5 separate regions of the Mus musculus genome follow, and regions 1, 2, 3 and 4 are each linked to region 5. A link is a loop called in an ENCODE intact Hi-C map of the cell type or tissue named here. Cell type or tissue: gastrocnemius. All regions are shown on one strand. Each heading gives the region's core, and the rest is flanking DNA. Links, peaks and the distances in the headings are about the cores only. Region 1 overlaps Acvr1c (activin A receptor, type IC). Region 2 overlaps Acvr1 (activin A receptor, type 1). Region 3 overlaps Acvr1 (activin A receptor, type 1). Region 4 has its middle 36 kb from the start of Gm13546. Region 5 has its middle 90 kb from the start of Upp2.

What was found. A loop is a pair of places that touch in the nucleus more often than their neighbours do. Peaks named below come from ENCODE experiments on the same cell type or tissue, not always from the same donor. Only the 100,000 strongest peaks of a DNase experiment are listed, where the experiment ranks them.
Region 1: a loop joins it to region 5, with 2.5 times the contacts of the local background. A loop is called at or near these places in 2 of 42 quality-filtered maps.
Region 2: it touches region 5 in a loop (10-fold over the local background); 36 of 42 quality-filtered maps call a loop at or near these places.
Region 3: it touches region 5 in a loop (5-fold over the local background); 2 of 42 quality-filtered maps call a loop at or near these places.
Region 4: a loop joins it to region 5, with 8 times the contacts of the local background. A loop is called at or near these places in 21 of 42 quality-filtered maps.

What each region holds. Positions count from the first base shown.
Region 1 is chr2:58,301,962-58,308,038 of GRCm38, reverse strand. All of the region lies in intron 2 of Acvr1c (activin A receptor, type IC), which reads left to right. Among named protein-coding and RNA genes, the nearest start is that of Gm13544, 28 kb to the right of the region's middle. In gastrocnemius, for the core only: no CTCF peak of the experiment used is centred there; no DNase peak of the experiment used is centred there.
Region 2 is chr2:58,474,256-58,480,332 of GRCm38, reverse strand. Acvr1 (activin A receptor, type 1) reads left to right here. Exons shown (of 12, transcript NM_007394.3): 5 at 405-668; 6 at 2,517-2,728; 7 at 6,061-6,077. Among named protein-coding and RNA genes, the nearest start is that of Acvr1, 90 kb to the left of the region's middle. In gastrocnemius, for the core only: a CTCF peak has its summit at 3,169 (motif pointing left); DNase peaks (open chromatin) are centred at 630 and 3,168.
Region 3 is chr2:58,456,568-58,462,644 of GRCm38, reverse strand. It overlaps Acvr1 (activin A receptor, type 1), which reads left to right. Exons shown (of 12, transcript NM_007394.3): 10 at 3,563-3,760. Among named protein-coding and RNA genes, the nearest start is that of Acvr1c, 100 kb to the right of the region's middle. In gastrocnemius, for the core only: CTCF peaks have their summits at 3,471 (motif pointing right) and 4,976 (motif pointing left); a DNase peak (open chromatin) is centred at 3,477.
Region 4 is chr2:58,196,839-58,202,915 of GRCm38, reverse strand. No RefSeq gene overlaps it. Among named protein-coding and RNA genes, the nearest start is that of Gm13546, 36 kb to the right of the region's middle. In gastrocnemius, for the core only: a CTCF peak has its summit at 3,294 (motif pointing left); a DNase peak (open chromatin) is centred at 3,279.
Region 5 is chr2:58,661,823-58,667,899 of GRCm38, reverse strand. It overlaps a transcript of Upp2 not described here. Among named protein-coding and RNA genes, the nearest start is that of Upp2, 90 kb to the left of the region's middle. In gastrocnemius, for the core only: no CTCF peak of the experiment used is centred there; DNase peaks (open chromatin) are centred at 2,265 and 2,630.

The sequences.
Region 1 (6,077 bases), core at 359-5,358, 360 kb after region 5:
AAAAGAACATAAATAATACTAAAAGATAAATATCGGGTAGAACTATTTGTAGTATATATGACTGAGAAAAAAGTGACATAGATTTATTTAGAAAATGCTTGTGTGTGTGTGTGTATGTGTGTGTGTGTGTGTGTGCACACGCCTGTGTGCTCTGTGTGAGTGACTAAAGAAAGGAAGAGAGAAGGATTCTAAAGGGAAAATCCAGGAAAGAGCAAGGGATGTGACTAGAAAATTTACAATAGAGGTCGAGAAGTTCCAAAGCAATCAAGTACGGAGCTAGTGCTCAACCTCACTAATAGCTAAAGAGATGCTCATTAATGTGGCCATATACAATTTTCTACCCATGAGATTAGTCAAGATGTTTTCAACTAAGAGGCATCAGAAAATTAGATAATAACACCATAAGTGATAAAAAAGAGGTTCATTGAACATGATAATAAGAAATTGGGATGTAATAGAATCTGTGGTTTCTTTTTTTAAACTTTAAACAATTTTTTAGTATTTTCTTCAGTTACATTTAAAATGCTATCCCAAAGCCCCCTATACCCTCTCCCCCCCTGCTCCCCAACCTACCCACTCCTGCTTCCTGGCCCTGGCATTCCCCTGTACTGGGACATATAATCTTTGCAAGACCAAGGGCCTCTCCTCCCAATGATGGCCGACTAGGCCATCTTCTGCTACATATGCAGCTAGAGACACGAGCTCTGGGGATACTGGTTAGTTCATATTGTTGTTCCTCCTATAGGGCTACAGACCCCTTCAGCTCCTTGGGTATTTTCTCTAGCTCCTACATTGGAGGCCTTGTGTTCCATCCAATAGATGACTATGAGCATCAACTTCTGTATTTGTCAGACACTGGCATAGACTCACAAGAGACAGCTATATCAGGGTCCTGTCGGCAAAATCTTGCTGGCATATGCAATAGTGTCTGCGTTTGATGGCTGATTATGGGATGGATCTCCGGGTGGGGCAGTCTCTGGATGGTCCTTCCTTCCATCTCAGCTCCAAACTTTGTCTCTGTAATTCCTTCCACGGGTATTTTGTTCCCCCATTCTAGGGAGGAATGAAGTGTGCACACCTTGGTCTTTCTTCTTCTTGAGATTCATGTGTTTTGCAAATTGTATCTTGGGTATTCTAAGTTTCTGGGCTAATATCTACTTATCAGTGAGTGCATATCATGTGAGTTCTTTTGTGGTTTCTTAAGTAATGGAACTGAATGATGCCGCTGTCCTGTGAGTATCTTGACCAGTGAGGACATTCTTACTAAACTTTCTGATCTGTCTATTTGCTGTCTTCTGGCTCACGTGGATCTCCCATTGTTAATGAAGCAAATGCATTTTGTTATTAGGGTGTTCAAGTTTCAAGAGTGATAAATGTCAGGAAGCATAGTTTGCCAAATTAGGCAATCTAATAGAAGCTGACAATATGCAAATGAAATATTAAGTTTCTTTCTTTGATGTAAGTTTAAACCAATCATATAATCTCACCCCCTTCTTACCCTATGTAAGACCTTTAGTTTAGTCCTACATAGAGCAGAAAAAAAAGAAATGCTACCATTCCTGATAGACTGTAAGCAGGGACTGGCTATCTTGCAGACTTCAGGATCTTGTTAGTATGTTGGAGTGATACAGGACCCTCCAGATATAAAAAAAAACTTTCTTGTGTTTCAGAAAACTTCAACCATGCCAACTGCCTCCTGGCAGGAAGTGTACATGTGCTCAGGATGAAGGTACTTCAACATCAGGCCTTCAGGTGGCAGAGAAGCACATGACCAGTGCGTAGTGCAGAATAATTAACACAGGGGAGTATAAGAAAGCAAAAGGAAGAACCAGGCTCTTGAGAGATGGCTCAGCAATTAAGAGACATATTCTTGTAGGGAACTGGGGTTCAGTTCTTAGCATCCTTATGGTGGTTCATAACTGTCTATAACTCCAATTCTGTGTGATCTTATTCCCTCTTCTGGCCCTCATGGGTACCAGGTATGCAGGTGTACAATATATCCTTGCAGGCAAGGACTCATATCCATTAAAAGTTAAATAAGTCTTAGAAACATAGAAACCAGTATAGAAAAATGCATGTACAGGGAACTAACAGGATGACTATAGACTCAGTGCTCTCCTTAGTTTAAGGAAACAAAGAGCAAATTTGAAAATAAGTATAGAGAATGAAAAGCCATAAAATAGTGATCTAGTAGATGTGAGTAGTAGCAGAAGAAAACATTAATAAAAATATACAATTGAAATTAAAAGCTGAAGAAATAGGCTTAACAACTGAAGAGCTATAAATCTAAGATTCAGGCTAAATGAAATTGATTCCTGTGTACTGTATAGATAATAAATGATGGAAAAAGTTAAGAGAGGTGACAAAGTAACAAAAAGACAAGTATAGAAAAGATTAACACCAGGTAGGCCTTACATAATGGTACAAAAGAGCAGAGAGAAAACAAAACAAAAGAAAGGAAAACAAATATCTTTGAGAAGAAGAGCTGTCTACACAACTAATAGTTCAACATGGAGGAAGAACATGAGTCCAAGAATCTCAGAAATTCAAAAATATCACCAGGACAAGTGAGAAGAAAGCCCTGACATATTGTATAACTAACTGTTGGATACCAACACAAAGGGAAATGCTTACATTTTTCAGAGGTAAAAAGGTAAACTAAACTCAGAAGAGACATAGGGAAGATGGACATTATCCTCTCAATAGTGAAGAGCAAGGTAGAAGACTTGCTTACACAAACATTAAAAATTATTCTTATAGAGAAGATATAACATATACATTAAATGAAGATAATTTACTTTTGCTAAGTAAATTAGCATATTTAGCAGACAGAATAAACATTAATGCAGAAGAGTTGCTAGAGTTTAAAAATGGTTTGTTCAAACACTGTAGCACTGTGGGCTTGCACTTCACACACACACACACACACACACACACACACACACACACACGAAGAAAAAGAATCAAATTGTGTACAATCCAGAGCATAATCTCTTTTTCTTGTGTGTATAAGTGCATTACCAAGCATAAGGAAATATAAGACATGTCTACAATCTCAGAGGGAGAATTTAACAAATAAAGCACAATATAATCAATCAATTAATATTATTTAACTTAATATTAATTAATAGACCCTGCAATAGGGAGATAATTGTCTGTAAAATTACAGTTTACCAATGAGCATAGTCCTGTGGTATTAAAGAACTTGAGTCAGTAATTTAAAGACACTCCTTTAGAGAAAGTTTCCCTAGAGGATCCACCAGAAAACCCTGCCAAGCTTCCAAGGACAGGTAGTTCCAACCTAGACTCTTCAAAGCACAGACTCAGAGGAAATAGCCCATAACTCATTTTATGTTTGTTTCAAGAGACTAATCTGAAAGGATTACTGGGGTGTGGGGCCTTTGAGGAAGTAATTATGTCAGGAGGGTGGAGTCTTCAGGAGTGGGATCAATGTCCTTATAAAGGATGTCTGAGGCAGTTCGTTTGAAACATATGAAATATTTGAAAACAGACGAAGGTGTCAGCATGAGCCAGAACACAGGTTTTCAGCAAACACAAGATCTGATGGCAATTTGGCTCTGGACTTCCGAGCCTCCAGAACTAACTATGAGACAGAATTTATGCTGCTTATAAGCCACACATAATTCCTCAAATCAACAGGTTAGCATAATATATTTCATTTATTTATTTATTTATTTATTTATTTATTTATTTATTTATTTATTTAATGTATGAGTGCTCTATCTGCACACTTGCATGCCAGAAGAGGGCGTCAGATCTCTCACACACACATTTTTGCGAGCCACCATGTGTTTTCTGGGAATTGAATTCACAGGATTTCTGAAAGAGCAGCTAGTGCTCTTAATCACTGAGCCATCTCTTCATCCCCTATATTTCTTATTTTAATATATCGAATTGTTCAGGTTAGTACAATTTCATATCTTACTTTTTTCCTTAATATCTAAGAAAATCTTTTCCTATGGGAACAAACATACTTAGTTTTAGATTCCCTCCCACCAACCCCCCCCCCCCCCCACCCCATAGCTAGCCTGCATTTCAGTTTCTAACAAATGTTTTCTGGTGACTCTCAGTACTGATATCGAGAACACCTAGAGAAATAGTTGTGCTATCAAGGCATGTCAAAAGCACTCTACAGTCTGTGAAAACTCAAGCAGCACACAGCGAGGCCGCTTGGGCTAGAGGAGTCAGTTTATAGGGTTCATTGGGGGAGGAACTGCTTACACTAATTACAGCTAATCATATGGAAATAGACTATTCACCACCAACAACCTTCAAGCTATACAATCTTTATTTCTAGTCTGCTACCAAAATATAGTGCCGCATAAAGGCAATGGAACTGTGATGTCTCACTTCCCCCTTCTACCTTACAACGTACTACTTTAAAACAACTACCTTATTTTTCACTAATTTAAGTAGTCATTTTAAATTAAAAAAAGTACTAGGTACAACAGTAAAAGGGGTGTGCTTCGATAATTTTTTGACCAAAGCTTATTCCCTGTCCTATTTTTAATTGTGTAAAGAAAAAATAAAAGACTTATTTGTATCAGTCCTGTGAGGTGTGTGACACCCACTCATAAGGGACATGTCTAAATGAGACTTTTCGTGAAATGAAAGGTTTTTATCTGAAGACAGAGAAACTGTCCAAAAGGTCAATTTTTATTAAATATCAATTATTTGAAAATATACTCTGATTTGTGAAAAATGAAGATGTTCCTAGAGAATGTGCTACGTCCATCATTGTCTTCTGACTTTGGCTTTCTGCTTGAGACACAAATTCGTTGCTTATAATCAGAATGAGGTCACGTGTGCATGAGAAACCACTCCTGGTCCCTTATGGGATTGCTCCACCATCTCAGGAATGAGTCCCTTCACAGCTCTCCTGAAGGGCGTGGTGCACACCTGACAGCTGCGCCAGGCAGGATCCCCCCACCTCACACCAGAAAGTGAAAGGTGCTATCTTTTACTTTTTTTCTAAGTTCAATTAACTCTAACATTCCAAGAAATCAAACTTGTGTTTTGGAGATTGAATAGAAGAAACATTTCTAGCTTCCAGAAACAAGTACACTGATTTAAATGAGAAACATTTCTTCAGAAGGATGAAACGGGAGATTGAACATAAAATTTATAACCAATTTTAAATTGAGTATTCTGTACGATGCAAGGCTCTATGCATGTAAATACCTCTATGCCTCACTCAAATCTGTTTTGGTAACATGGATGAGACCTTCAACGAGGTCAAAATGTGTTTCTTAATCTTTTCCAAGCAAGCAAAGCTGCTTTGTGGAATACATTAGAGCTTACCCCAGTGAAGACGTTGGGACAAAGACATGTAGCTTGTCCTTCGTCATCAATTTGTTAAGAACCTTTGCCTGAGCAAGGCTGTCTGCTGTGAGCTAGGGAGACTTTCATCTTTCTAACAGAAAGGACTCCCTTTGGTGGAAGATAGCCTAGACGATATTTTGAAGAACTGGCATCTAATGTCCTCATAGACACACACCACTGGCGTAGATCTTGACTGCAGAGATGAAAGATGAGTGATTGTCCTTTGCTGGCCTGAAGTGAAGGAAAATGAATTTTGAAACCTATTTGGGTTTTCTTCCAATATTTTATGTTTTTAATGATCCAAAGATTTTGTATCCTTATGTGCATATCTGTGTGATTGTATATCATATGTAAGTCGGTACCCGTTGAGATCAGAAGAGGGCATTGGAACCCTGGGATCTGGAGTCATAGGTGTTGGGAGCTGTGGCCATTTCCCATCATGACTGCTGGCTTTCTGGACTAGCAAGAAGCACTTTCAAACAGTGAGCATTTTTTTCTCCATCTTCCAACAGTCTATGAATCTCATCTCTCCTTGAGTGAAGGATTTATTTATTTATTTATTTATTTATTTATTTATAAATACTCTTAGGTCAATAATTGTAATCTTTCAGCCCAGTGCTCTTATTTCCTTAAAACATAAAAGCATTGGGGAAGAGTTTGCAGCCTTTTGGCATTCTGTACATAAGCCCTCCCCAAACCAGATGCACCACGTAAAGCTGTTCAGGAAATATATT
Region 2 (6,077 bases), core at 482-5,481, 190 kb after region 5:
TGTTGCCAAGTATTTATTTAGGAGCCCCCCCCCCCCTACACTTTTTGTATAAAATAACTTTGCCAGGCATTATGTTGCCATCAAATATTTAGTTTAGATTCAGGAATTATGGATATGGGAGAGGGACTCCATGTCAGGAGTCTGGGCATCACAATGCCACTCTCTGTGCTAGCATAATCCTCGGGAGGATGGATGGATGCACAACGTAAGGCAGATACATTCATAGACTGAGATGGAGCTATTGTTTGAGTGACAATCTGGAGTGTAGACGCTGGTCAGAGTCGATGGTTCTGTGATTGGGTTTGGGGTGATCTTAGGGAAACCTGTTTGGATTTTTTTTTAACTCTGAAAGGGGCGAAGCTCATAGAACTGAATTGTTTCTCCTCCTCACCTCTCCTTTGCAGATGAGAAGCCCAAGGTCAACCAGAAACTTTACATGTGTGTGTGTGAGGGCCTCTCCTGCGGGAACGAGGACCACTGTGAAGGCCAGCAGTGTTTTTCTTCTCTGAGCATCAACGATGGCTTCCACGTCTACCAGAAGGGCTGCTTTCAGGTTTATGAGCAGGGGAAGATGACGTGTAAGACCCCGCCGTCACCTGGCCAGGCTGTGGAGTGCTGCCAAGGGGACTGGTGTAACAGGAACATCACGGCCCAGCTGCCCACTAAAGGTTCCCATGGCTCCTTCTATTACTAGATCAAGGGGTTTTGTGAGGGTTGCCCCAAGTCTGTGTGGGTTAAGGATCTGCGTAGCCAGAAGCATTCTTCCGACTTGCTGAGCCAGAGCTGCTGGGCCATGGAAGGTCACTCTGGGTGAGGAAGACAAAGGCATGGCCTTTGGGATTGAAAAGGAGAGTGATGTTTTGGGGAAAGTGAGTGATGTGACATGCATCCAGAGGAAGGGTGAAGGGGACGGATTCGCTGACTGCAGGTCATCACAAATGGGTGTATGGGGCATGTGTGTTTCGAGAGAAGTAGGAACACTAGCTTGGTGTCTGTGTGAAGTGCCTTTCCCTTGTTAAGAAGAAGATGAAGGAAGCCTTGCCCACCCTTCCAAATCAGATCCCTAGCCTTCTGAAACAGAAGTCAGATGAGGGTGTGTATGAGCCCTGAAGTTATGCCATTTCCCCTCATGTATTTCTTATGGATTCTGAACCCTTTGGAAGTCGGTCTTCCTCTGAAACTCTTTTTCTCATATGGTGAACTCTCATTGTCTTATCTCACATTACTGTCAATATTAATATAGGCTCACCCCAAGCCAAATTTATTCTTGTAATGTACAGTACCTCTTAATAGGTTTAATTATATGATTTTGTCCTTGTGGAAGAGGGAAAGCACAAATAGGATAAGAGAGGACACACACAGCCTTCATTGCTAGGACTGTCACAAGGCAGGAAGGAGGCAAGAGGCTGGAAACCAAAAGACCAATAGGTCACATGGCAGTTTTGAAGTTACTATGACCCCCTTTGGGTAGATAGAACAGGCTACATTGGGATATAAAAATAGGATCAAACACAAGGGTTTGAAAAAGGATTGGCTATTTGAGTAATTAACTCACAGGTCATTTCCTTATGCTCACTGAGTTAATCCTTTGCTAAAAGAAGGGATGGACAGGAAGAAACATCTGTATTCACACAAAAACCTTGCCAGCAGTGTGAAGATCCTCACGAACACATTATGCTGCACACTACGCAACACCTTTACTTATGTGTTGACTTGGTTGTGTTTGTGTGTGCGAAAGCGCAGGCACACATGGCCCTGCATTTGCACATGTGTGTTGAGCATGTCAGAGGACAACTTGTAGGAATTGGTTCTCTTATTGTGTGGGTTCCAGGGATCAAACTCAGGCTGTCAGGCTTTGCAGCAACTCCTGAGACCCTCTGAGCCCTTTCACTCTCCCAACACCCAGTGTTTTCACAGAAGACATTTCCTGGAAGGAATGTCCTATTTGAGAGGCCACAATATCTGTCACTTATTAAATCACTTTTACGAATAATTATACAGATGGTATGCACTATAGAGCACCGGCCTGATTCTCAGGACTTGGGGAGTTAAAGAAACAATATAAAGGAACCTTTAAGTAGAGAGTGGATGGCTGCAGGGAACTCTGAGACAGGTCAAGCTTAGGGAGGAGATCAGCGCTTTCTCACTGGGATATTACAGTATAGAGGCTGTTCATCAGGGCTCGTTGAAAAGCATCTTTGCATCTGAAGTCCACGTTCATAAGCGTTAACATCAAGGATTATGTGTCTCTTATATTTAAGAAGCTCTTAAGCATTCATGCATTAAAATACAGTTGATTCTTGGTGGAATCCTTTCTAAACCCCAGTTCTATTTAATTGATCACTTAAATGAGTGTCTGGGCCATTGTCTAAATGTTAGGAAGTATTTTAGTTGTGAATTGTTTTGATACGTGAGATGGTTTGGTCGGGATCAGGAGCCATTACCTAAGATATTGGTAAATAACAAAGAAAACTGTGGTCTCCACGCCTACTTACTCTTTTCTTCCCATTCTCCAGGGAAGTCCTTCCCCGGAACACAGAATTTCCACCTGGAAGTTGGCCTTATCATCCTCTCGGTGGTGTTTGCAGTATGTCTTTTAGCTTGCATCCTTGGAGTTGCTCTCAGGAAGTTTAAGAGACGCAATCAAGAGCGCCTGAACCCCAGAGACGTGGAGTATGGTACCATTGAAGGGCTCATCACCACCAATGTGGGAGACAGCACTCTAGCGGTGAGTTTGTGACCCCAGAGGGAGGCCTACGAATAACGAGATGGAGGTGGACACTTTCTTGTTTTGAATGTGCAAAGCCAACAATGACTATGCAGACATGTATGGTGACTAGTCACTGGGCTAAAAGCCAAGGACATCCGTTTCAGACAGGCACTTAAGGGATGGGGCTAGGAGATTTTAGTAGATCCTTGGTGGTGACTTTTCTTTGGAGAATGTGAGGAAAAGGGACAAAGAATAGTTGGTGGACCAGAGATTCAAAGAACTTGACGTGGTGGTCTTCAGTTACTCTATTTGTAACAACAAACATTTTTTTTAAAGGAAGCATCTTTTCATTATTATTAAGAAATCCTTTTCCCTTTAGATTATGTGCATCCGCCATAATTTAGAGACTTGACATCTCCAGAAGTAGCCATTAAGATTTTGATGCTCCAGTACTGCCCCCTTGTGGCGAGTAGTCGGCTGGTTGAACCAGGGTCCTCTAGTACAACTGGGCATAGCACATACAGAGTTTAAAATGCTTGAGTAGCCAGCTTAACAAGTAAATAGGGGGAAAAGCAAACCGTTTATACCTTTTATCATTTCAACATACAATAAAATTGTTGATATATTTGATAAGTTTTCAAAGTCAGTTACCTGGTGCTAGGAACCCCCCCCCCCCCCCCCCGAGTTTACTTCCTCAGCATAGAAGATGCTATTATTTATACATTTGGAAATTTCTTCCTGGCCCGTGAGGCGGCTCCGAGGGTAAAGATGCTCACTGCTGAGCCTAATGACCTAAATTTAATCCCCAGGACTGATAGGGTAGGAGGAGAAAACCAACTCCCACAAGCTGTCCTCTGACTTCCAAATATGTACCGTGGCAAGGCTTTCCCCCTACCCCCAACAAATAAGCAAACAAATATGTGCAATAAAAATTTAAAATTACTCCTGCATTTTAAAGCTATAGCACGATACTGTAAGTGTTCCTTTAGTTACTCTTCTAAACTTTTAGTTAACTCGGGGAAGTAGGTCACTCACCATAAGCAGCCTACTATAGAGTGCAGAAGAATAAAGTAACAGCCTTCTCCATGGATACTACATGGTTTCTCTGCAAAAGACAAAGCTCTGTGGGTGTTAGGTGCGAACAACACAACCAAATCAGCTCTTTCCTTGTCACAATCTAGCTAGTCGCAAGTCAATCAAGTTATCTTTGTAATGTGATTCAGAGCTGTTTAATGCTTTGCTCCCTCCTCATCCCAGATCGTCATGCCCGCAGGCTGGCTTCACTACCTGACAAGTCCGTAAGTGCCTGGGAATTCTGTAGCTAGGCTTCCTCTACAACTGCCTTTTGTTGCTTTTCTGGAAAAGATGTACGCTAAGCAGTGGTCATCTTTGGCTCACATGCTAGACCTGGGCAGCCATAGGTACCCCCTGTAGTCAGGTGTCAGTACGTTAATAATGCTGGATCCAGGCTGGGAACTGTCTTGCCCTGATTCCTGTCCCATCAGGGTTCTGTTTGAATGAAAGAGGAACAAGTTAGCCTGTGTACATCGTTTTGCATACCAATTTGAGTTGTGATGTGGTGGAACTGGGAGAAAGGGTGTACCTTGTTTCCATGAAATGTTTGTCCAGAAGTCTGGTTTAAGGTGTAGGGGAAAGGAGGTGGGGTTTATGAGATTTTTGTAGCAGAAAGACATGACGATGATTCCCGACAGGCAAAGCAAGATGCTAATGTAGATTAGTCAGAACTGTGTTTCTCCGAGCTGCTAGCATGTCTAATTACCAAGGGCAGTAATTGGAATATCTAGTGTAAATTACTGTTTGAATAGCTTTTAGGATTTTGAAATGGGAATGAAAGCCTGCGCCATAACAGTCTTCTCAACACAGCCCAGCCACGCAGCTGACAGAGTGTCACCATATAATGACACAGTAAGGAATAACGAGATGTCCTTATTTGCTTATTTAAACAATATGTTCATTTATGTGAGCTGACAAAGAGTAACCTTGCTGAAGCTCGCCCACGGCTGGGCCTTCAGAACTTGAGGTAGGTAGGTCTTTATTAGTCTTTGCTTGATTGCCTGATGCCCCATCTCCCAAATCTGCACACTTAATTAGAACCAAAACTATGCCTCATGGAAAAGCAACAGCTCAATGTGCAGAGGGTTTTTTTTTTTTTTTTCCCTCAAAAATAATTGAACGAATAGAGTCACCAAGCAGGGCAAGAGGGAATTGTTGGGGAGACACGAAGCCTATTTCATCACATTTTTTTTCTTCTTGATTATCCTTTTGTGACTTTTAGGGGTTCTGAATTTCTTATGTTGAGTGTTTAGCTTTTGGTAATCTTACTGATCCACAGTATCTCACGGTCTTGCTCCACAGAAAGGAGAGAAGATGAAATTCACAGAAATCTATGTGTTGCTTTAATGGGCCAGTTTATGTGTTGGGAAAGGAAGAACTTTGGGCTGGGTTAATCTTTCCACCATCACCATGGCTATAAGGCTGTCTGTGCCTTAGAGATAGTCCAGGCCGGGTCCTGCCGCTGGGCCTTTGCTGAGAGTGTGAAAGAAAACTTCATGAATGAACTAACTGGCAGCCTTTTGCCAGTATGCTCATTTGGGAAATCAATGTGCGACTCTGGTGTTATGTTTTAAGTGAAATATATATATATTTTTTTTCCTGTTTCCTTTCTAATTTGCAGTTCATATGGAAAAATGATAAGTAGGTGTTAATTTAGTGACCTGCTTGTTCATATATTACCTGAAAAAAATGAGAATCTTCATCCACAGAAACACCCACGCACACACCTATAAGTACCAATTTAATGACCCACATATTATTAGAATCTTTTCATTACAGATATTACACTTGGCTCTTCATAGTCCTAATTTGCTTGCTTCCAATTAGACACCTTTAGTTTGTAAGGCAACCGAAGTAGATCACTTGATAGACATTTAGTGGACATAGCAGAATAGATAATAGTAGACAATGCCCAGCTCTTGGTGCTCAAGTATCCCCCACCCCCATTCTTCCTACTGACTCCTCACGCACAGCCCCGTAGCCTTTCTAATGTGCGCGTTAGCTTAGCTCTGTTTCCTTCCTTGCATATTTGATTAGAAAACTCTATAGAGCTTAAGAAAGAATGACTTATCCATCAGGAAAACCTGCTGTAGGTTTCGCTTCTAAGTTTCCCAAGACATATAACTAGTCCTTTCAAAGGAGATTTTCAGGCATTTGAATGGGTCACATGTCCAGAGTTGCTGGAAATCCTGTGGGTTCCCACAGCATGTATTGCAGGACGCTGAAGCGGGCACTGTTGCTCAGTGATTTCTTTTTCTCCTTGTTTTACATCACAGGAACTACTAGATCACTC
Region 3 (6,077 bases), core at 553-5,552, 210 kb after region 5:
GTTGCAGACAAAAGAATTCTTCTCTCTGACAACCTCAACATGCAAGATAATATAGCATTAAGTAATGGGCCTTATGTGTTCATTCTTTTTCCCCCTTTCAGGTCCAATTTAAACACCATGAAACACCCAAACCTTGTATTTTCAGAGTTTTGACAAAAGCTATGAATCCCAGTCTCTGTAGACTTTAGAGTAAGCTCATTAGCTCAGGCCCTGACCCACCCTTACCAGCAACGAATACGGTTGCTTCCAGATTTCACAAACTTTTACCTGAAAGTAAGTGCAAGACTAAGTATTTCATGGAATGGTTTGTCTTAAAAATAAATTGTTCATGAAGGCATCTTTTTTCTATAGCCAAAGCAGAGTTATCAACTGGAGACAGTAGTCTGTGAGATAACTCACCCTTTTGACGAGTTGGACCCCCACCACTCTCCAAGGTTTCGGGTCTGCTGATGGAGCCTCAGTTGTTCCACACATAAGAAAATCTTCATGAATAGTAGCAATTCTGCAAAATAAAACCTACCCCAAAGCCCTAGAATTTTGGCTGCATAATTGTGCTGATAAGAACCGAATGATGTGGCTTATTCATTTTAATTGACTGGTGAGACCCCCCCCCCCCCATTGAAGGTTTAGAGAGACTTAGCTTTCATTGTATAAAGAGATTAATTTATTTTTGTTTGGTTTTTAAAGACAGAGAATTTGACATATTAGGAAGATGCATTTCCTTTGAGGCACTTTTGAATCCTTGCTTGCATGTAGAAGAATTACTTTATAGTGTTTTGCAAGGGTGAGAGCCTGCTCCCGAAGCTTTGTGAGGCTGTTTGAGTTGTGATGAAGCAAACTCATACAACCTCTGTCATGGCTCTTAGAGTCAGGGTGATCTGTGTGTGAATTCTGCCATTTACACTTCGTTTTTGCATGGGTTTTTTTTTTTTTTTTTTTTTTTTACTTATGTGTTTACCTGGTTCAAGGGCTAACATTACTTACACTCTGTCCAGCGGTCAAAAGGTCTTAGCCAAGGAGGGCTCTAGTGCTTAATGCTGTGCTCTGAACATCTACATTACTGGTGCCTTCATAATAATATAGTTACATAATAGTTACTCAGGTAAGTCAGCAACAGCCATGCCCCACCTCACAGGGTTATGATAGGATTTGGGCAGTGCTAGAACAATCTCAGATGAAAGGACTCCGGTGTGGGCTGCCGTTACCGTGCAATAGGGCAAATCTTGGCTGTGGTTTATGAGACTCAATGATGAGGGAGGGAGATGGGGGATTTTGCTGGGAAGTTCAGCAAGTTAATGATTTGGCCACATTTCTTAGCCATGAAGCCTTCCAATTAGATACGTTAGTTGCTATACAAATTGGTACTACCTACTCACTATGGGAAACTAGTAATGTTGCTTATGACACAGCCCCTTTATAGCTTAAAGTCACCTATAACTCTCCATGGTTTACCTAGAAATTCAGTATCACCCATTAGGAACAGTGTTCTGTTATCGGGGCTGCTAAAAGGACCATATCTGGTTGATCTTTCTAACATTTTGGTATAAAACATTTAAGCATATACATTTTTTATTAATTTTTTTCATTTAAAAAGAAAAATATAAAAAATTTAAAAAATAAAAATTTGCTTGCATAGAAAAGAAAACATCACATAAAAGGTTTGAAGAAATATTATAATGGCTCCTAGATTTGAAATGAGAAAAGTTTGTCATCTTGTCCTTCTGTGGTTGTGGAATTTTACTAGTTTTGGAATGTGTGAGAGACATTATAATACTTTATTACTAAATATCTCAAAACGTATCCCCCCCATATCAAAGTATATCTTTTCCAAAACCACAGTTTAATCTCATCTAAAAATCATTGAAGTCTTACAATGTAACCCAGACTAGCTTGGACCTCAGCCCTTGAGTGGTACAATACGAAAGTATGTGCTACCATAATTATCAATTATTTTTTTCTTTTGCTTTCCCAAATAATAATTCAATCAAGGTTTATAAATTGCAATTTTTCTTTATTGTAAGGGATCCTCTGTAAAACTTAGCACCTAGCATCTTAAGGTGTTTTTTTGTTTGTTTGTTTGTTTGTTTGTTTGTTTTGAAATATTGTCTCACTATTTAAGCCTAGCGGACCTGGAACTCAATGGTCTTAAAGCTTGTAGAAACTCTCCTGCCTCTGCCTTCCAAGTGCTGGGATTGCAGGTGCACATTGATAAGCTGTTGGTCAGGGCCTTAGTCATTGGAAGCCTTGGCTGTCACCAAAGCAGCTGGTTCCAGTGTGGTAGATCGCATGGTCCTTTGCAGCAAGCTTCAGTGCCCTGCATGCCTGCCTCTCCACAGGGCTCTTTACTGGCCTCTTAGCATAATGAATGAGCCAAAGAAGAAAGCAATCAGTAAACTTTCGTTCCTCCTTTTGTGCCCTCATTTTAAAGATGCACACAGTCACTCTGTCATAGTTTTAATTGACCAGCCCAAAACCGTAGACAGGTGCCATGACTGTGTCTGTTTCAGCTGCATCTTTACTGCATCCTGATGTTTGGAGTGTAGTTCTAGAGATGGCAGAGGAACATGGATACGGTTTGGAAAATGTTCATAACAGCCAAATCAGAGAAAGAGGAAACAGCCTGTCTTAGATGAAGGCAGTTGCTAAAACTCTTTGCTCAAGGTGAACGTTGGGATGTCGTGTGCTCTCTGGTCATGTGTTCAAAACTCCGGTCTGGAGAATTCATTCACTACAGATAAGCTGGAGGGATTTTCTAGGCGCCTTTGGATTGCACAGTTTGCAGGGGCACGGTCCTGTTTGGCACTTCTCATTATATTGAGTGTTACCGCAATCATTCTAAGACGGTCTATTTATGCATCAATAAATAATTCCATCCTCAAGTAAGCCATGCACAAATCTGTCTTTCCCCCCGGTGGTTAGTGGGGAAATGGCAGGTCTCTCTAATTGACTGAGGAATTCAGAAATGAGCCACGGTTTAAGTGCCTTGGAACCATTTAACCCTGACTTGGAGAGATCTGCTCTTGGAGCAGATCTCTCCAAGTCAGGGTTCAGCCCACTGCTGTCTGTTCCCATGATTCCAGGGGAAGGCCCATGGGTTCAGACAGCCTGATTGCTCTGGCTGTCCCTTTGGGGATACAGCAGAGCCTATCCTAGCTTGCCATTTTTGGGAACAGTAAATTGCTCAGGTTTTTGGGCTCACGCTCCCAAACAATTGTGCTAGGAGACAAGTGGGAGAAGTGATGGACTTTGAGAGTTCACATGTAATGTGTGTGTGCCTGTTGTTCCATGTGCTTCAAACAATGGCCTCACAAAGCCTTTATCTTGTAGAGCCTCATATATTAACTCTATAGCCTCACAATCTGCCTGAAATTAGTCCTTGTTCCTGCTCTCACTCCCAAAGTCCCAAGCAATCCTGGGGATAGTCTGGACAGTCGAGGTGTACCGTCAGTGTCGCACATACCACCAGAGGGCGCTTTGGATCGGGGCTGTTTTAAATTCCATCAACTGCCCTGTAGGAGAAAGGCAGTAATAACTAAACACCCTGTTGTCTTTTTCCCTTTAGGCCTGGCAGTCATGCATTCCCAGAGCACAAACCAGCTTGATGTGGGAAACAACCCCCGTGTGGGGACCAAGCGCTACATGGCTCCGGAAGTGCTCGATGAAACCATCCAAGTGGATTGCTTTGATTCTTATAAGAGGGTCGATATTTGGGCCTTTGGCCTTGTTCTGTGGGAAGTGGCCAGGCGAATGGTGAGCAATGGTAAGTGCCTGACGTTATTTTCATCCACGGTTTCTTAATGCTGCACGGTCAAAAGGCATGGGGGATTCTGGAAGCTGCATCGTTCCCCGAATCAAATCATACTTGCGCGACTTACAGTGGGTTAAGTGTGTAATGGCATTCTGTTCGAAATTCATGAGAGGAAATGACAACTGAAGAACTATTTTTTTCTCTCAGTTTTTGTTTGGGTTTCTTGCTCCTTATTTCTCTCCCTGTTCTAGTGTTCTTCTTGCTGGCCTTCCCTCTTTGTTCCTCCATAAGCTAGATTTAACTTAAGAGGAATCTTATGGAAGCGTCCTGCTGTTGCAGAAGAATTCTTTTTTCTTCTTACTGGATTACTGAAAGAAAGTCTGTTTACACATTTGGAAGGCATTCAGTACTTTTTGAATGGGTCAAATTTAAATTCAAGGACCATGGCTAAGTAGCTCTTATTGATCTGTTGAGTGATTTTATGAAATGGTGTTGTCTTAGCCAAAAGGAAAGCATTTGTTACCCTCCCCCTCCCTCCCTCACTATCTCCTCCCTTACTTTTTCTTTGGATGCAGGGACTCATTTCGTAGGTCACATTAGCCTGGAACTCACAGAGATCTGACTCTCCCTACCTGCAGGTACTAGGATTAAAGGCGTGGACTGTTTGTCACTTTTTTTTAACCTGGGCCACCTGAAGCTAGCTCTCTCTCATGTCTGTCCATGAGGTAGTTGAGTGGACCTCACATAATGAAGCTTTGCATTGATTTAGAGAACACTAATTCTTATTCTGTCAGCTTAGGCAGACACTAAGAACCCAGAGTGATTTCCATAGCAGAATTCCTTGAACTAACTTGATGAACTTCATATATCTAGAAAATATAGCTCTAAAACTACCCCGTGAAAAGAGAAGAAAATGATGCTTAAATTTTTGTTCATTTTTCAAGAGCCATTTTGAAAAGCCTGAGAAACCCTGGAATCCCAGATCTGAAGTCTTCTAGAAAGAAGATATGAAATCTAACATCTGTGATTGGTTTTTCCCAAGGACTGAGATTTGTAGTGTAATTATAATCTTTGTGACTAACAGGGCCAGAGATTAAGAGGTTCTGGGGAGGCAGGAGAGATGACTCAGTGGTTGAAAGCACTCGCTGCTCCTCCCAAGAGGTCCTGAGCTCAATTCCCAGCAACCTCATGGTGGCTCACATCCATCTACAATGAGATCTGGTGCCCTCTTCTGGCCTGCAGGCATACATGCAGGCGGAACGCTGTACACATAACAAATAAATTAATAATAAAAGGAGAGATTCTAGGGCAGAAATGGAGTTAGAAATTTGATACGGCTTCAATAGCCGAAGTTGGTATGTCTTCATGTAAGGGTTCCCTGTGACTTCAGTGTGTCTGCTTTGAACACACCCTCTATGGGCATCATGGCAAGTGTTTCAGGCTAGTTGTCCATGAACTTGACAGTTCGTTTTTATGGAGCCTGGAACATCTTCTGGTGATTGTTTCTCAATCCACCGCCTTTCAATTGGTGCCACAGGGGCGCCTGAGACCAGTTTTCGACAGAGGGATTGCCTAGCAGGTTTATAAAGTTCTGAACTTTGCCTGAGATTGCACAGGGAGTTCATTTCCTCACCCCAGTCATTTGTGCTTGCCTGAGAGCTGAGGGGAAAATCTGACTCTGCTTGGATTATCCTGACGAGAGCATTTACAGGATCAGTGCCCACAGAAGCCATGCGATGGAGTCTCCTCCATGAAGAGGAAGCTGGTGTCCGTAGACCAGTGTGGGAGCTAGTTTCTAGATTTGGGGGTGCAGCCCAGAGCCAAGCTGGCTGTTAGACTGGAACATGTGCTGTGGGCTTTGTAAGAATGTGTCACAGATGTGCCCTGTGTTGGTGTCACAGGCGTCAACCCAAATGGCTTGAAAGATCAACTGTGATTAATAGTAGTCAGTTTGAAGTTAGAGTCATCTGCTTAAAATTCAGCCAAACAAATGTTAGTTTGCTTGCTTAGATCCTGTGATTAAGGTTATTTTTGGGAGAGGAAAAAAAAAAAAAAACAACCGTGGATGGGAGAGTGTTTTGGTTGTTTTTGTGATTTATTGGTCTCTTCTTTGCATCATGGCTTAGGCGTCTAGCTATTTCCTAAGATGCCGTGGGTTGGGCTCCTGTTCTATGATGTGGTTTAGAAGTTTGGTTTTTCTTTTTAAAGGGGAGATAAGGGTATCGTGTCTCTTATTTTAAAGTAAGTCTTACTTTCTGACAGTGACTAAGCTGATCTGTTCTCTTTCCCTGCTCCCTCATCTCCTATGAATACACACACACACACAACC
Region 4 (6,077 bases), core at 741-5,740, 470 kb after region 5:
TATTTATATATATTCTATCCCCAGGATTCCCTCAGTTTGCATTTTTTTTATTGCTTCTGTTTCCATTTTCAGGTCTTGAACAGTTTTATTTATTTCCTTCACCCGTTTATTTTTATTATCCTATATTACCTTAAGGGATTTATTTGTTTCCTCTTTAAAGGCCTCAACTTGTCTGTTTGTTTTTTCCTGTATTTCTTTAAGGGATTTATTCATTTCCTCGTTATAGGCTTCTATCATCTTTATAAGTTTGAATTTAAGGTTATCTTCCTGTGCTTTGGTTGTGTTGGGATATCCAGGGTATGTTGTAGTAGTTCTGTGCACTGAAGGTGACCTAGCTTTTGAGAATTGTGTTCTTCTGAGGGCTGTTAGCCTTTTGGATGGCTTTTTCCCCTGAATGTTCCTGTTGTAGGTATTTTTAAGGGGTATGACCTTGATGATCCTGGTGTGGCAGGTCTCTGATGGGTAGGTATCCTTGGGTTGCATGGTTCCCAATCAGCAGGTCTGATGAAGGTGGGCTGAGAGGTGGCAGGAAAATTGGTGTCCAGCTGGAATAGCAGGTGGTTGGGGCAGCTGGAGCGCCCCAGAAGACTCAGTGTGCAAGGAATATGGGTGTGGGGAGGGAGTCTAAACTGTTTGGTTCTGGATGTCAGGTCTGGTAAAGGTGGGTGGAGAGGTGGTGGCATAATGAAGATCTACAGGGGATTGCAGGTGTCTCTGAACAGCTGTCCACAAGGTCAGTGTTATAGTGTCTGTGCCTTAGGGTTTAAAGGCTAACTAGAACTCTAAGTTCACCTCCTTCTTTTGCAAGTCTGGATTCTGGACTTGTACTCTCTCTTCAGGCTCGATCTCCATAGTACTGATGGTAAAAATGGCTAGCTGGTAATCAGGTCATATTCAGGTTCTATCAAAGATAAACAAGATGGCAGAGGTCCTACCTTTGGTACTTCTGAGTTCTAGAAGCTAGGATTTCCAGATCCAGATGCTCATGATCCTAAACTTTGACGAGTAAAGTCTTGGTCTGCGCAAGAGGCTTATTGATCCAGATGCTCAATGCATCTTCCTTATATATTCCATCATTTGTTAATATTAGTTCACACACACGCACATGAGCACACACACACACACACACACACACACACACATATTTGATTTATAATCCAGTATTGTTACTATTTTGTTGTCCTCCCACTTTCCCAGTCCTGGCCACTGGGAGGTCTTTCAGGTTGACGTCTCATCTTTTCAGTGATGTGTTGCTCTGGCCAGCAGCAAACTTGATAGCCTCTGAGCGTCGGTGTCAGGACCCCTGGCTTCTGAAGCCCTCACAACTCTTTTGAACTCTTCTGGTGACTGAAGCTCGCAGGCCTTGTAGCCTTGGTTGTGATATCTAGCTTGTCATAGCCTCTCCTTCCAAGGGCTTCTTTTCAGTTTCAGCTCCCAATTACAACCATGTTTACAGTGGTTTATAGTGGAAGTGGAGGAATTCTTCCATCTTCCCCTGCTGCTACCTTCAGAGCTGAAAGCTGACAGTCTTGTCTTCTTTGTAATCAGTTCAGCCTGCTCTGCCTCTAAGTTTCACAAATAGGCAAATGGCCATTAGAGAGAAGACTTTGGTAGGGTCTAAAGGTACAATATTTGTGATAGTACATAGAACTGTAGCCTCTAAGACCAATGGAAAAAGTCAGGAGGAGTTTTTCATAGCCAGAAGAGTGGCTATACATAGATTACAATTTCACTGATCACAGTAGAACATTGACTCCTATCAATACAAATCTTATATCAGATCATCCACAAGCTCCTATAGGCATACCCTCTTCTGCTAATCTCAGCTATGTTGCTGAGCCACTAAAAGCAAGTGTCGTTCCTCTTTCTGACATAATGAAGGAGTGTAATAGGGTCTGGAGCAACCAGAGCTGGGCCTTCTAGAGCCTCTGCAGGTGGAAATACCTGCAACGGGTTGATGAAGCTTGGTGCTACCTGGTACATTTAGGATGGATTAAGACATTCTGCCAAGAGGATGAAGGCTTCTTCACGGCATCCAAGAAGTGTTGAAAGCACTCTGGATGATGTGTTGATATACCAGCCAGTGGTCAGAGAGACTGGTCAATTATCACCTTCCTGCACAAAGTTCCTGGGTGCAAAAGATGGGTTCTCACAGTTGTCAAAATGCCACATATTACTCCGGTCCCAATACTTTAGCTTATTTTAGGAAAGGGTGACTATTAGGGGATGATTATAATAATAAAAACTCAATAATAATGGGAGGATTCTTAACAGAATGTAGTAGCGCTTCATCCCTAGATGCACTCTTGGGGAGAGCTGCATGCCCTGATTTTTCTCACAAACATATTTTAGGTCAATGGTTTTCAACTTGTATTTAATTCTCTTTCTTGTTGTCATTGTGATTTTTGATGACTAGAGGGCTTGTTTTTTGCATTACTTTCTCATTAAAGGAAGTTTCCAGTACCCAAAGTATACAGAAATAATACAGTTGAAAGTAAATTTGCTTCTATCTTCCCTCAGAGATGGATGGGGATGTCCTAGGAAGATGAAAATCCTCTCCAACTGCCTAGTCCTCCCAGACAACCCCCATATCCAAAAGTGTGTACAGTACTAACAAGGAACTTCTAGTTTGTTGTTTGACATCTGTGTTGTCTTGTATCTACCTAGAATAGAATAAATGCTCAGAACCTTGTGGTGCTCAAGGCCTGGCACAAAAATGTTTCCCTAGTGATCTATATCACAAACAAGGGGAAGAACCACTCATGTTCTCACACTTGAGTTACATTTGGTAAGAGGGGAATTTGAGTTAGTGGTGATCTCATGTCATATCCAAGGGATTATGAAGGGGCATCAGACAAGAAGCCAGTGGGGAGCTGCTATGAGTGTCTAAGGGCAGAGGGCAAGTTACAATAGGGAGAGTGGTAGGACCGAGGCAGGACATGTGCCAAGAATAACTCAGGTTTAACAAAGGCAGCATACACACAGAACCCTAAATCAGTTCTCTACATACCTTCTGTAGTAAGACAGAAACTGGCTACTTTGGAAGTTTCTTAAAAGATAATATTCCCAAACAGAATGCGTGCGTGCTCTAAAGCAAACTTCTCCTTACATCTCCAAGTCCATGACCTACAACTTCTGTTTTCAAGTTGATAACAGATTTACTCAGATTCTTACAAGAAATTGAGGACCTTCCCAAGACCAGGAAAATGTTCTTTCCTCTGATAGAGAGTTGCAGTGTTCTGACTAGAGGCTGTAGCCAGCTGGCCCTTGGTGGGAGCATCCTGCCCTCTGCTGGATGTGGCTAGCAAAATGAGTCTGCATTGCCATATAAAGAATTAATTAAATCAGGAAGCGTTTAGGTTTATCTGAGAATAAATATTTGCTTGCATGCTGACGAGGTTTTAATTAACCAGGCAATGCATTACTTCCGTGATGTCTTCCTTCTCAGAGGATTGCCGGGTATCTGAGAAGAACATCTCTGTGGATCAGATGCATCCCTTGCATGATAAACTCTCTATGGCATCACTTCTAAAGAAATGTACACAATCAAAACTGAATCCATAATAGGCTTTAAAGTGTTTTGATGTGATAGGAAAAATTGCTGGAGAGCCTGGGCTAAATAACTAATTCTCCAAGGCGCTAAAGCTCTCTCAGGTTCAGTCTGCCTGGAATAAGAGGTGGATTTGCTGTGGGGCCTCAAGAAGCACCTTTGTGTTTTCCCCTGCTGAGTGCAAGACAGACATTGGCTACTTTCCAAGTTTCCTTCTTTTCTTTTCTTTTCTTTTCTTTTCTTTTCTTTTCTTTTCTTTTCTTTCTTTTCTTTTCTTTTCTTTTCTTTTGTTTTCTCTTCTCTTCTCTTCTTTTTTTGTTTCTTCATTTCTTTCTTCCTTTCTTTCTTCCTTCCTTCCTTTCTTTCTTTCTTTCTTTCTTTCTTTCTTTCTTTCTTTCTTTCTTTCTTTGGTTTTTCGAGACAGGGTTTCTCTGTATAGCCCTGGCTGTCCTGGAACTCACTTTGTAGACCAGGCTGGCCTCATACTCAGAAATACGCCTGCCTCTGCCTCCCAAGTGCTGGGATTAAAGGCATGTGCCACCACTGCCCAGCTCTTTCCAAGTTTCTTAAAGATAATATTCCCAAACAGAATGTGTGCATGCTGTAAAGCAAACTTCTCCTTACATCTCCAAGTTCATGACCTACAACTTCTGTTTTCAAGCTGTGGAGTTTAAGCAATCCCAGAATGCATTGTTCACACAGGGTAGTAAGTGCTCCTTGTTAGCAACATTGTGGAATTAGTGATACCCTGAAATTCAGTTTGGGTAAAACAGGGACTCTGATAGTAATATAAGCCTAGGGAATAAGACAACTCTCCTAAACAAGTATAAAGAAAGCAAGATGCCCTAAAAATAACTGTTCGGTAAAGGCTGAAGAGATAGAAAACTTTACTATCCATTGTTAATCGTGGCATGTTCTGTTCAATGTGTAGGCATGTCTATACTTCTCACTTTTATTAAAAATTGATGAGATCAATTCCAAGAATAACGTTTTTACAGCAGCCAGTCTCTTCCAAAGATGTCCTTTCCCCCTTCCTCCTAGATTGCTCTTGAGCTTTCTTTTTTTTCCTTTAAAACCAGAGAGAAGTGGTTTCAGCTGACACTCTCGGAGCTTTGGGGCCCATGGCTATTCCTCACCTTCCAATCCAGCTCCACAGCTTCAGTGTGTCAGTGGCGTTTCTGTAATGGGAGCAGACAGCATATCATCCAACTCCCGAGCTATTGGCCACCTTAGGGGAGATGAGCGACTGACAGTGACCATGGCATGAATATAGCCATTCTTTAATAACAGCAATGGATCGGCTTGTAACTTAATTTGTTTAATTGATTTTGTTGTCTTCATTAGCAGCTCTCTCTAATGAAAGCTCTCTTAAACTCCCATCTAGATGTCCAACTGAGGAGTCAAGCCAAATATAATCGATCACCTTGTCAGCCTCAGCAAGTGCTATATTGATGTGTTCAACAAAGTGTTAACAGTAGGTTGCTGAAGATACGAAGAAATGATATGATCTCAACACACAGAATATTGGGCACTCAGGTATCTGTCTAAATAAATGAAAACACAATAGGCATATTCAGCGAGTTGGGAAGGAAATAAGCAGAACATCTTTTCTGATGTTTTTCTTCTGCATTTTGTTTCCACTATTTCTGCATATATATTTATTTATTCATCATACAAGTTTGTGAGATGCAGTGTAGGAGTTTAGTGTATCTTTACAATGTTTAACGATCTGATTGGAATGACTCACGTGCTCATCGACTCCTGTTTTTTGTTTTGTTTTTTGGGGGTGGGGTACCATTCGGAATCCTTTCCATTAGCTATTTTGAATAAAGCAATTGGATATCATCAACTGGTTGCTCTACTGTGGTATCAAATATTCCAAGTTTCTCTGCCTGTCCAACTGAACCCCTCAACCCTTTACCCACTGACTCTGTCCCAGGCTTCTTCCAGGTTCCAGGTTCTAGCATCCACCATATTTTTGTATTTTTTAATTTTTTCTTGCTTTTTCTTTGTTTCTTCTTTCAGATCAGTTCAAACTTTTGTATATAAGAAAAATACACTTACCATCTATCTCTGGCTTATTTCCCCTAACACAATGTCCCCCAATTTCACCAGTGTTTTTGCAAATGACAGAGCTTTGTTCTAGTTATTATCAAATAGCATTCCATGGTGTGTACACACTGCACTTTGTCCATTCATTCATCTGTTGATGGCAACCATGGCTGCTTTGATTTCTTGGCTCCTTGGCCTGCTGATTTCATTTCCTTATTTTCTTTGGGGCTATACCCAGTAGTGCAGTTGCTGGGTCATGCAAGAGTACTATTTTTGGCTATTCTGAGGAAGTCCCACAATGTTTCCCACAATAGCTATACCAATTTACATTCCCATCGACAGTGTGGGAGAGTTCCCTTCTCCCCTCTTCCAGACTAGAATTTGTTTTAAAAAATCTTTTTGGTATGTCAGTTGAAATTGAATAATAGTAGTTTCTATGTTAACAAAGTGTGTGTGTGTGTGTGTGTGTGTGTGT
Region 5 (6,077 bases), core at 675-5,674:
AAGTAGCTTCCTCGTCCTTTTTCTTTAGCTTTAAAATGCTCATTCTTCCATATTTTCAGTGGCAGTGCCATGATGTAAAAGAGAAATGCATTTATTTACTTAATTTACAGATGTCTATGCCCTCTGTGTTTCATGTTAAAAACAAGTGAACAGCATTTGGTACTTCCAATCAGGGTGCCTTTGCTATTGGGACTCTTACCTCTCAACCTAAACTAAACCACTCTCCAAGCCCTGTTGGACCCCAATGAGGCATACTGCAAGATCTTGGCAATGTGTGACTAATAGATAACCTAAGGTGTGCTGAGCACTTAGGAAATCCAGAAGAGGTCACTAGATCCCCAAGACCACAAAATAGGCTATGGCCAGGTGACCATGGATCCTGGGGTGTGGGGAGTGCACAGAGCAGGCTGTCTGCTCCTTCCACCACAGTGTGCAGCCTGCGTGTCGCTAACGCAAAACCCAGAGCATCCTGTTGAGAAATGGAAACCTAAAAATAGACCTGCAAAGAGTACAGTACTGTGCCCTTGGCTTGAAAAATCTGCCCAGCACTGTGACAAAAAAAAAAAAAAAAAAAAAAAAAAAAAAAAAAAAGCCTTTTCTATGACGACTGTGCTCACAAAAGCCATTTTTCATCTTCATATTGGCTCCAAGGAAAAGCATCCTCAGAAAGAGTGTGCCTTGGCTGTCCTTCAACTGTAAGATTATTGCATTTGGCTCTGGTTGTTCTGGACATTAGCTATCTGTGTAAAGTTTCTGAAATGCCTCAAACAAAAGGTTAAAGGTTACAGATTAGATTAATAGTGACATTCAAGCAAATCTGCTATTACAGTGTGTATCTGATATTTGATGATACTTGGCAAAAATTCAAGGACAAGGAGGGGGGAAGATGACTGCTTTCAGTATTTCCTACAGTTATATACATGCTTTAGAGTTTTCGGCAATAAACAATGACATTTCTAAGGCAATTTGGCTCAGAGAGCCCACCAAATATATGTGTTTAATTTTTAGCAGTTGAATCCTAATTTAATTGTCTATAATTGGATGAATTGTTAGTTATAATAGTATTTGTAATAGCAAAGAATGTCAAAGGAAATTCCTAGTATGTATTTTATATGTATTTCAAGGCTAGATCTTAACTGGTTTTTTTTAAATCTATTTTAAAGACTTTATAGACTTGTGTAACTTTTTAAGAACAGCTGCCTCAAGTTAAATAACAAATACTTCTCAAAGACTCTTTCAGGTTCAATGTTCCTTCCATGGACTGCAAAGTCTGGGGAAATGGACTTGGTTAAGAAGCCCAGAATCCCTGAAAGGATGCTTGAAATGGTATTTAATACCTGTGAAGAGAGGAACAACCATTGGTTTAAAGTTCCACTGTAAAGATTGGTAAATAATGCTGATTACAGGTCTCATTCAAACGGTAAACAATGAACATGGGCTGAAGGGAGAATAGTGCTCTGAATTGCTCTTGATCTCAGAGTTGTGCCTATTGATCAGCCTAGCAATAACTGAGCTAATCGTAGGTAAGAAATCCAAATGCTTTAGAAAGTCCTTAGCCGTGTGAGCGCAGGATACCCGTTCTTTGTTCTTGTGCAGTATTTTAGTGAGGAAAGTCTTCAAACAACCATGTATTTAAAATAAATTCTAGGGTTAACCCAAGTCAGATAAGACTCCCTTTCAACTCTTCTCGGTACCTCATAAAGAACCACTTGTGTGTTCCTTCTAAATCAGCAAACGAGCTCTGAACATTTACTCTAGGCCTGGCACACAAGAGAAACAAGCAGCACTCAGCCTTCTGTGAGGTAATTACTGACCTCGAGTTGGCTTTTTTTCTAATAAGCTCAAAAGTAATGACTCCTTGTAAAATAGTAAATTTGCACTTTAGATTAAATTTTTTTCAGGAACTTCTGGCAAAGTTTCAAGTATAAAGTCATAAAGAAGAAATACACTAAAAACAATGCAAAGTCGCTCCAAAAATCACAAGGAAAACTTAAAGCCAATTCTGAATTGCGAACATTTTCACTTTCCATTAACTTGCGTTGAGACCCAATGTACCCCATCACACGGGGAGCTTCCATCCTTTTAAATTCATTTGCAGGCTGTATTTCCTTAGAAGTTGATCACTCCTATCTTAATTTAAACAGCCGCATATAAGCATCTTACTAATGAAAATTTAAAAGTGGAAAACTCTTACAAATGTATTGGCCAAGAAACGAGTCAGTGCTAGAGTTTGCCAGGTGGGGGCAGCAGAGAGTGCTTGCTGTGACAGCTGAGGACCTCAAGACCAGGTGGTTGCCAGGAAACCTTCAGGGCACCTGAGAACTGAGGAAGCTCCATCTGTCAGGCAAAGTTAGCTGAATGGAAAGGCTGGCAGTAGGAAGCACAAGCCAGAAGAAAGAAGCAAAGGAGACAAGAAAAATGAATGCAAGGCAGAAAGAAGCCGCAAACCCTTACTGTAAATAGGTCACCGCAAAGAAAGGACTTAATTGCTCACACTTTGCAATTTTCAAGTGTAAAGCAAATATAGTGATGTTAGCACTTCACAGAATGATCATCACAAGGCTATGCCACGATGCATGTAAAGTGCTCAGTGCATTGCCCATCGGGGGTCGCAGAGAAGAGGGGACAAACACAAAAAAGGAGCTGTTATTGCTTCCTGCTGCACTTGCTGAGAGGCTGACAAACCGAAGCTGAAGGCCAGCATCAGAGAAGAAAGCCAACAGAAATCCATACCGGTCATAGACTCCCATTATGTGGAGACAGCAATGGGACAACGGGAGCTGCGATAGTGGTCAATCGCATGATGGCTCTCTATAGCTCAAAGTCTGTCTCCCAGGAAGATCCATCAACCTCTCGTCTGCCTGAAAGATAACCTGCCAGGAATCCCGTCACTTAACTGAGGTGGAAAGCAACTCTTGTGTTCTTTCAAAATAAGACCAGTTGTCTGGCGTCTTGACTTCAGAGCAAGAGTGGGAATCCCGGAAGGGGGTTGGGGGGGGGGGGAGTTTCCAGAGTGGCAGGGTAGGGCGCCCCCTTGAGGTTGTTATTTGCCAAAGCAGTTCTTTAGGGTTGTTTGGTTTGTTTGTTATTTGGTTGGTTGGTTGGTTGGTTGGTGTCAATGCTAATGACCCTTCTATTTGTAAAACTGCGGAGTACATATCTCCTGTTCTTGGAGAAGAAGGTAATGTTCTCATAGGTCTAAGCACAGGCTGCATTCTGCAAGGGGTTAAGTGCTCTCTGCCTCACAGTGGGAACTTGAGACTTAAACAGACTAAGCTCTTGAATTCAAAGAGGTGGTGTGTGGTGGGGATTGGGGGAGTGTAAACTGTTGTTTGCAAACTGAACACACACACTATACCACCGAAGAGTCTAGATATTGGGTTGAATTCTTTTTTGGGGGTGCAGGGATAGCAGCTTGTTCCCCGTTGGAGTCTTCCTGAGGTAGAAGACGAACCAACTTTAGAAGCTGGGAGATAAGAGGCTTGTTTGCATAAAGAAGACTCATGGAGTACATGAGACTGAGGCTTGCAAAGGCCTAGGAGTCTGTCGTAGAATCTGAGGGCCTCTGGACCTGCAGAGGCTATCAGGGGTTACACTGCAAACCTAGTTGTTGAGGCTCACCCACGAATCCTCCACTATCACTGTAACATCAAACATGCAACATGCTCTTAGTAGGGTTTTTATTAAGTATCGCAGTTACCCGTTTCTAATAAGTAGTGCAGTCACATAAATCTACAGAAATATTCAACCTCAAGCGTCACCCACTCATTTCACTCCTCCGCTGCTGATACCAGTAAGTGCTACCTCCTAATTCTGCTTCCAAACAGGCTCGCCCAGCTGCTCCAAACCACTTGACCCAGTGTGTGCAGTTTCAATCTGGGAGACAGTTGGATCTCCCTTCCAGTCTCGACCCGGATACTCACTCCTCACAGAGAAGCCTGAAAATCCTTCTTAAAATATCAATTAAGCCTATTGATTTCCCTGCCCGTATCTCAGTGATCTTAGGATGAAGACTGGAGTGCAGTTAGCCAGGCGTGGTGGCTCATAACACTAATTCCCAGGGGCAGGAAGATTACAAGCCTGGCCTATAATCTTCTCAAAGTCCTCTAAAGGAAAAGACTGACAGGGCTCCAGAACTCAGGTTGGATCCTTGGGACCCACACAATGGAAGGAATTCCCAACTTCACACCTATGCTGTGGTGCCCCTCTCAGCTCCAGTGAATAAATAAATATAATAAAAAGTCTCACTGAAATATTCAGCAGCACACACAGCCAAGACTGTACTTAGTGGGCTGTGGAGAACACAGTAAGAGCCTGGCCCCTGGAAAGAGCTATTCAGGAAACCCCGTGAGACAGCTGAGTGGCCACTCAAGCCATGAGCTTCTGTGTAGGAGAAAAAGAAGAACACAGTAAACTGGGCCTAGAACACACACCCATAATCCCATCCCTCTAGATGCTGAGACAGGGGGATAACAAGTTAAGAGCTAATCTGAGCTGTATAGCAAGATACTAAAATCATCAAGGAAGAGGGAGGAGGGGAGAATGCGACAGGCTTGAGGAAGGGGTTGTTCTACGGAAATCCAGTAGAAGAGTGGACTCCCTGTTCCTACTGGCAAGATGGCAGTGTCTGAGCCCGATGATAAGGCATCACAGATCAACAGTAGCATCCTCAACCCAGTGAATGAAGCAGTTTCATTACACGCCAAAGGAACCCCAGTTATCTTACATTGAGAAGTAATAGGAACCGAGACCTGTGCTGTTTACATACGAGAGTGTTGGTCTCTCTCCAGCACCTGCTAAGCAAGCAGCTCCACACCACTCATCTCACATGTTTAAGTACCATCATGTTATAGTGATGATCTTTACTTCCGATACGTGAAAATCATGGCTCAAAAGGCTGCTGGAAATCAAATAGCTAATAAGCCACGAAAAAAATCTTTTCTTTAAGTAGAAAAGGGATAGGTGTGGTACACGGTTTAGGGTCAGGCAACATGGAAAGCAAGCAGGGCCTATGTCTATTATCTGTCCCCCACCGTGACGATCGATCACAGAGCTCCCTAACAGGGAGGGAGTGTTTTGTTCACAATGGCCTAAGCAGCGTATTAAGTAGTGTCTGACCATGGCAGACTTTAAGCAGGGATTTTGTTTTTTGACATAAATGGAAGAAATAAAGGTTGACAGCTGTTTTATTACTCAGTATTTTGATTCAGAGATTTACAAAAGTTGGAAAGATCGGTGCGGATACCCTTATGTCCATAGATTTGGTGTTGGATAGATTTCTTATTCCATCCACTTCCAAGTGCTGCTACTAAAATACAACTTTGCCTTATTCAACCAGAGGTTTCCATTAGCAACAAGAATTAATTAAATTATGAGTCATCGGCAGACGACACTAATGCAGATTATACCCCCCCCCCACACACACACGGTTCTTTTTTTTCCTAATTATAAAAAGTAAGACAGTAAAAGACACATGCTAGATCTATTAATTTTAAAAAGCAAAGCATGTGCCATTGTGAAAAGACTTGGTTTTGGTGAAAACAAGATGCAGAGTAGAATTTGATCTGTTTTCCTCCCAGGGGATGATGATAATACTATGCAGAGTTTACATGTGCCTTATACCTGCCATGTGTATTGTCTCCTTTAATTATTTTAACAGTGCCATATGGTTCTATTATGTCCTCAATTAATTAGTATTATTTCTCCCGTATTCTGTTTTGAGACAATCTGGAAGTTAGAGAAATGTTACAACATGCAAATGTGCGCGTGCACATATCCTTCAGTCACGTGTGGTGTGTGTGTGTGTGTGTGTGTGTGTGTGTGTATGTGTGTGTGTGTGTGTTCTACATTTTCTTCTGTGTATATTGAGAGCCTTGAGGTTGCATTAATACTACAATGCCCTTCCTAAACCACTGAGCTCAGCTGTCTTTCTACATGTACAATTTCCTTACTAATTCCTGGTTTCGAGTGTTCTCAATATTTTTGCTTATGGAATTGGCCCCTGTAGTAACAAATCTCCCTCCAGTTGCCTCCACTGTTTTCCTCCCAGTAGGGCTATTCTATTCCCCTCTCTAATC